Regions from separate parts of the Homo sapiens genome. Here region 2 is linked to region 1. Evidence: chromatin contacts called from ENCODE POLR2A ChIA-PET data. All regions are on one chromosome and are shown on one strand. Each heading gives the region's core, a stretch centred on a gene start or an enhancer-like site at or near the end of the contact. The rest is flanking DNA. Distances are from core to core; before and after follow the strand shown. Region 1 holds the start of KLHL28 (kelch like family member 28). Region 2 holds the start of PSMA6 (proteasome 20S subunit alpha 6).

What was found. ChIA-PET counts read pairs that join two places held with the same protein, here RNA polymerase II (POLR2A).
Region 2: POLR2A ChIA-PET joins it to region 1 with 11 read pairs in CD4-positive, alpha-beta T cell. The contact joins the promoter of PSMA6 here to the promoter of KLHL28 in region 1. POLR2A ChIA-PET finds 5 or more read pairs at or near these places in 2 of 52 experiments (CD4-positive, alpha-beta T cell and activated B cell).

Annotation. Positions count from the first base shown.
Region 1 is chr14:44,960,616-44,963,298 of GRCh38, reverse strand. It overlaps KLHL28 (kelch like family member 28), which reads left to right and starts at 1,352. Exons shown (of 5, transcript NM_017658.5): 1 at 1,352-1,453. It overlaps TOGARAM1 (TOG array regulator of axonemal microtubules 1), which reads right to left and starts at 1,109. Exons shown (of 20, transcript NM_001308120.2): 1 at 1-1,109. The coding sequence starts at 877. RefSeq lists enhancers at 652-1,166, 816-1,625, 1,167-1,681, 2,196-2,285.
Region 2 is chr14:35,291,037-35,293,719 of GRCh38, reverse strand. PSMA6 (proteasome 20S subunit alpha 6) reads right to left here and starts at 1,338. Exons shown (of 7, transcript NM_002791.3): 1 at 1,168-1,338. The coding sequence starts at 1,243. All of the region lies in intron 9 of PRORP-PSMA6 (PRORP-PSMA6 readthrough), which reads right to left. RefSeq lists enhancers at 875-934, 1,015-1,134, 1,255-1,334, 1,051-1,637.

The DNA of each region.
Region 1 (2,683 bases), core at 103-2,602:
GAAACCTGTCTTGGCCAAGTCGCTCCCCAATTTGTTGAAGTGCGGAGAAAGCTGTCTCAGATTCTTCTTCTGTCTCCTGATCACCAAGCTTTCGGGCTAGGGATATTATCACCTCGGTGAGATCCAGACCAAGCAACAAGTCCTCAGTAGTAAGCAAGATGGGAAGCAGTAGTGCTGTGGAAGCTCTAAGTCGGGCATCGGTACTTTCCAGTCCTTGTTGTATAAGCGTTCTCAGCACCTCTCCAGGACTACGTTTCAGACATATATGAAGGATCTGCAGCGCATCTTTCCGCAGGGCTGGATTCTCTTCCCGTAACGAGACAACTAGTTGAGGCAAAAGTGCTAAGCTAAAGGCCTCTTCAAGCTGGCCTGCCTCCCCCTGACCCCGGAGAACGTCCGAGAGAAGTTGCAAGCAGAGCCGCTTCTCATCACTACCTCCTTCCACAAGCACTCGGCCCAGTGCCCGATACAAAGCTTCCTTGCGTCGGGGGAAGCCAAGTCGACCGCCCCGCCGCGGCAAAGCAGCTTGCAAAGCCTGGAAGGCCTCAGAAGGATCCCGGGCAGTGCGGAGGAGTTGAAGGAGCCGAGTGTCCTCTTCATCTCCCCCTGACAAACCGCCTCCAGACTCAGACCAGCTGCTTGAGACTGCCTCCGAGGGCATCAAGAGGGCCGAGGCCAGAGGCGAAGTTGTAGTGGGGCAGGAACCGTGGTCCCCCGCAGCTCCACGGAAGTAGTAGTTTTTCTCTCCTCTCATAATGCCCCCAACTCGACTATCATCGGTCTCTGGGGCGGAAGGACGACTGCGGCTCTGGAGCCGATAGGTAGAGAGGACTGGAAAGGGCGGCAGCAGAAGCAGCGCGGAGGGGGCAGCCGCCATGCAGGGTTGTCAGGTGGTGGTGGTTGGAAGAAACCATTGCCGTCTCCAAAGGGCTCGATGGAGCCCAGACTTCCAGATCCTCTCCAAGCCCCAAGCTGCAGAAGAGGCAAAAGAACAGCTTCAGCCTGCCGCCAGGCCGCCCCCAACTCCGGGAGGCAGCCTCTGGCAAAATGGCCCCCGTCTGAGCCCTAGACCCCACAGCTGCCACCGGGCGTAACCAAGGGCACCACGTGACCAAACCGATTGCTTCCATGGTGATGTACCCAGCGCGGACCTCTTGACCCGGAAATCCACTTGCCGTGATGAATGCTGGGTTATGTAGTCCACGTCAGGTGTTGAGACTAGGCCAAAGTCTCCTGGAAGAGGAAGTCAGAACGTTGTAAACGCAGCTACAGCGGAGAAGGGAGGAGGGGTGAAGCCATTTGACGGATGTGACGCTTTCCTTGCTCTGGGCGGAAGTTGCCCGCCCCACCCGTAAGAGTTAGGGTTTGACCGGAGCTAGTGAGGATCCAGCCCAGGCTCCAGTTGTCCGCGGTTCCTCCTCCTGTCGCTGCCCGTGTGATTACTGAGACTCAGGTATTTTCCTTTTGCTGTCCTCCAGCGGTGCAGGCTTTGGCAGTGTTTTGCCCGAATGCCACTGGTGCTAGAGTAAGAGGCAAAGGACTGAGCGGAGCAGGTGGAAAGAGAGGCGACATCTTCTTGTGCAGGGCTCGTCACCCTTGTAAACGCGTTACTCTCTACCACCCTGAGTAACTGCGATCCTTTCCTCTTGCCATCTGCTTATCAGGACAGAAGATCTGGACCACGGCCAAGCTCACAAATCGGGTATTTTTTTTCAATTCCTGGTCTTTGGGGCCTTTATTCGCCTCCCCCTTCTCCTTTTGTCGACTTCTCTTAACCCTCCGGCCGCAGAGGGTTAATTTTTTTTTGTTTTTGTTTGTTTGTTTTTGGCAACGTTTCCTTACCCTCATCACTTTGCGTTTTCTTTACAACGTACATAATATGGAAATAGGTCTGTTTTTTTCCCCCTGTAGCTAACCGCCTCTCCCTTAGACGTTATCAAAATCTTTCCTTCTAATGCAGTTCCTCTGTGGGACTCTCCCCTAACCTCCGCCCCCTCCGTCTGCCGCCCTAGCCTCCCTGCAGGATCCTCAAGCGTCTCTGCAGCCTTTCAGTCTCCTAGAGACAGAGATTGCGAAGACAATTTCACTTGCGGTGGAAGTTCTTGGCATCATGGTTCTAAGAGAATTCTGCCTTGTGGATTTAGGAATGATAGTAGACATTTATTTATTTTAGGCGAACTGAGAATTTTGTGTGCATTTTCTCCTCATAAGTGATACTTAAACGGACACAGTGGAAGAGCTGGAGTGTCTAGTGTGAGCCTGAATGCTTTGGAGTGTGGAAGAGATATTTTTTTTTTTTGAAGGAATAATACTATTACTTTTGAATGACTCGTGCGAAAAGTCTAAGTTATCATTTGAAGACCCAAATTTATGCACTTCAAATGCAAGTATTCCTACCCTGCTCTGTACCAGGTGGGATTTCTCTTAAATACTTTTTAAAGTCTTGGAATAAATGAGTCACATATGCCAAACAGCTTTATAAATAATGCTCCCAGCTGATGCAAGTGCAAAAATAATTTCTGGATTTTTGCCTTAAAGTACGATTTGAATATCAGTTTTGTTTTGTTTTGTTTTTGGGGGGGTGGGGGTGGGGAATAGACTATAATGTAAATGAGGCTGTGTAAATATACATCCTATGTTTTGGTTTAAATTCTAGGCTGTTACTTTGGTTTTAATGAGCCAT
Region 2 (2,683 bases), core at 89-2,588, 9.7 Mb after region 1:
ATCTTTAATCATGTTTTTCAATTGGGGATAAATTAAAAGGGCTACTGAATTATCCAACAAGATGTTTCTTGCTACATTATATACACTATGCAGTAATACACTGAGCAGTTTCATTCCAAGTTATCTTTAACTCTATTTCTAAAATTTACAGGTGAAGAGAACCTCATTTACAGACCAACTCTCTCCTTATGATTCCAAGCACAGATGATTATATTACTGTGCAAGACACGGAGCCACTAAACTCATTCAAAAATAAAACCATCACGGACCAGATGTAAATCAAGCCCTCCTGACACTAAATTCTCTATGGTAAGAGATCAAGGGTCTGGCTTATAATCATAACCTAAACCTTGACACCGTTTCAGCGCAATACATTACTATTCCGAGTAACTGATAGTTTCTTTCCACTACAGGTGTTCTTCAGTAAACTAGTACACAGTACCTCATCTACAACTCAGAATCGGCATTTAAATTACAGGAGCATTCAAACAGATGTGGGTAAAAAGGGGATGCCAATCTCAAGAGCAGCTCTAGAATTGAGTCACTCATTCTATCAGATTCCCAAAGATGTCTTGAACTCTGTAGATATTTGTAAATTGGCACTTTTAATTTTTTTTATCCGTTTGTTTAACGTATCTGTCACTCTAAGCTGTGAGCTTCAGTATAGAAGAGGGTGTAACATTCACATTTGTATCTCCTAGGACTAGCAGTGTCTGGTATATAGCAGGCTTCGAGTGCCTGTGTGGAATTAACCACAGAAGTCCATGCTGCAAACAAAGGAAAACGGAGAGGAGGCATTTTAGTTGAGACGTTAAGGAATCAATTACCCTTTAGAAACAGACCTTGTGCCTGGCCAGGACAGAATACAATAACTGAAGGGGCCTCACGAAGCCGGAGTCAGGCATTACAGCCCTATCTTCCTTAACTCTCCATTGGGTCTACGCAGTGTGGCCGCTCGCCCTGCAGAGACAGGCCTTCAGGCCCCCGATCCCTGCGTCCAGACGGGGGTGCAAACACCACAGAGCTCAATCCAGCTTCAGCCGTTCTCCCTTCCCAGCTCCAGCCCAGCTTCGGCCCCAGACTAAACCCGGGCCGCGTCTGCTCGCTCCAGGCACGTACCATGACAGGGCAATTCAGGTGGCCCACAGGCGAACCTGGTTCACTCACCTACTTGGTAGAGCCGACCCTCGGGTGAAAAAATGGTAATGTGGCGGTCAAAACCGGCGCTGGAACCACGGGACATGTTGGTAGAAGCACTACTTTAAACACAATCCCTGGGCCCCGTAGCTCCCGCACCAGGCACACAAGCACCTCCCGGAAGTTGCAGCGACTGCTTCCGGGGTACCAGCCGCGTTTCTTCCGCTCTTGCATGCCGAACTCACGGCTCTGGAGCCAGTTCGAGCACTGAGCTCTGAGGCCCCGCCCCCTAAGGGGGTGGTGGAGTGAGGGCGGGAGGCCTTTGAAGGTATGCGCCTGCGCCAAGCAGGCCTCTTGAGTGGATAGACGTGAAACTTGGGTCGTGGCGCTTTCAGGCTTTCATCTGGAGAATGAATTGACTATAGCAAGGACGAAAAGGCTTCCTGGGGGCCCAGAATAGCGATTTGCCTATCAGTGTGACCTAAATAGAACGTGTAATTAACAAGTCTCTTACATGCATCCTGTGTCTGGTCAGACTGCTGGCTTGCCTTCTTCCTAACCTCTTTTATCCTCCACTTTCATTCCTATTACGGGGGAAACAGGTTGCAGCTGCAGCTGCAGCCGTTAAATTTAGGCACTGAAGGAAGCGGGTTCAAGCAGCCGCTGGAAAGAACATTATTTTCTGACAGCCAGGCAAGATCTTCTTTTGGCCAGCAGCCCCGACAATTTTTAGTCTTTTTTTTTTTTTTTTTTTTTTTTGAGACAGAGTTTCGCCCTTGTTGCCCAGGCTGGAGTGCAATGGCGCGATCTCGGCTGACTGCAACCTCCCCCTCCTGAGTTCAAGCGATTCTCCTGCCTCATCCTCCCGAGTAGCTGGGATTATAGGCGTGTGCCACCAGGACCGGCTAATTTTGTATTTTTAGTAGAGGCGGGGTTTCGCCATGTTGGTCAGGCAGCTCTCGAACTCCTGAGCCCAAGTGATCCACCTTCCTCGGCCTCCCAGAGTGCTGGGATTACAGGCTTGAGCCACAGTGCCCAGGCAATTTTTAGTCTTGAAAGCGGAGGCCGGGCGCGGTGGCTCACGCCTGTAATCCCAGCACTTTGGGAGACCAAGGCGGGCGGATCACGAGGTCAGGAGATTGAGACCATCCTGGCTAACACGGTGAAACCCCGTCTCTACTAAAAAATACAAAAAAAATTAGCCAGGCGTGGTGGCGGGCGCCTGTAGTCCCATATACTTGGGAGGCTGAGGCAGGAGAACGGCGTGAACCGGAGAGGCGGAGCTTGCAGTGAGCCGAGATCATGCCACTGCACTCCAGCCTGGGCGACAGAGCGAGACTCCGTCTCAAAAAAAAAAAAAAAGAAAGAAAGCCTAACTCCAGCCTGGCCAACATAGGAAGGCCCCGTCTCTACAAAAAATAAAATTAGCTGTGCGTGGTGGCGCGCGCCAGTAGTCCCAGCTACTCGGGGGGCTAAGGTGGGAGGATGGCTTGAGCCCAGGAGATCCAGGTTGCAGTGAGCTATGATCACGCCACTGCACTCCAGC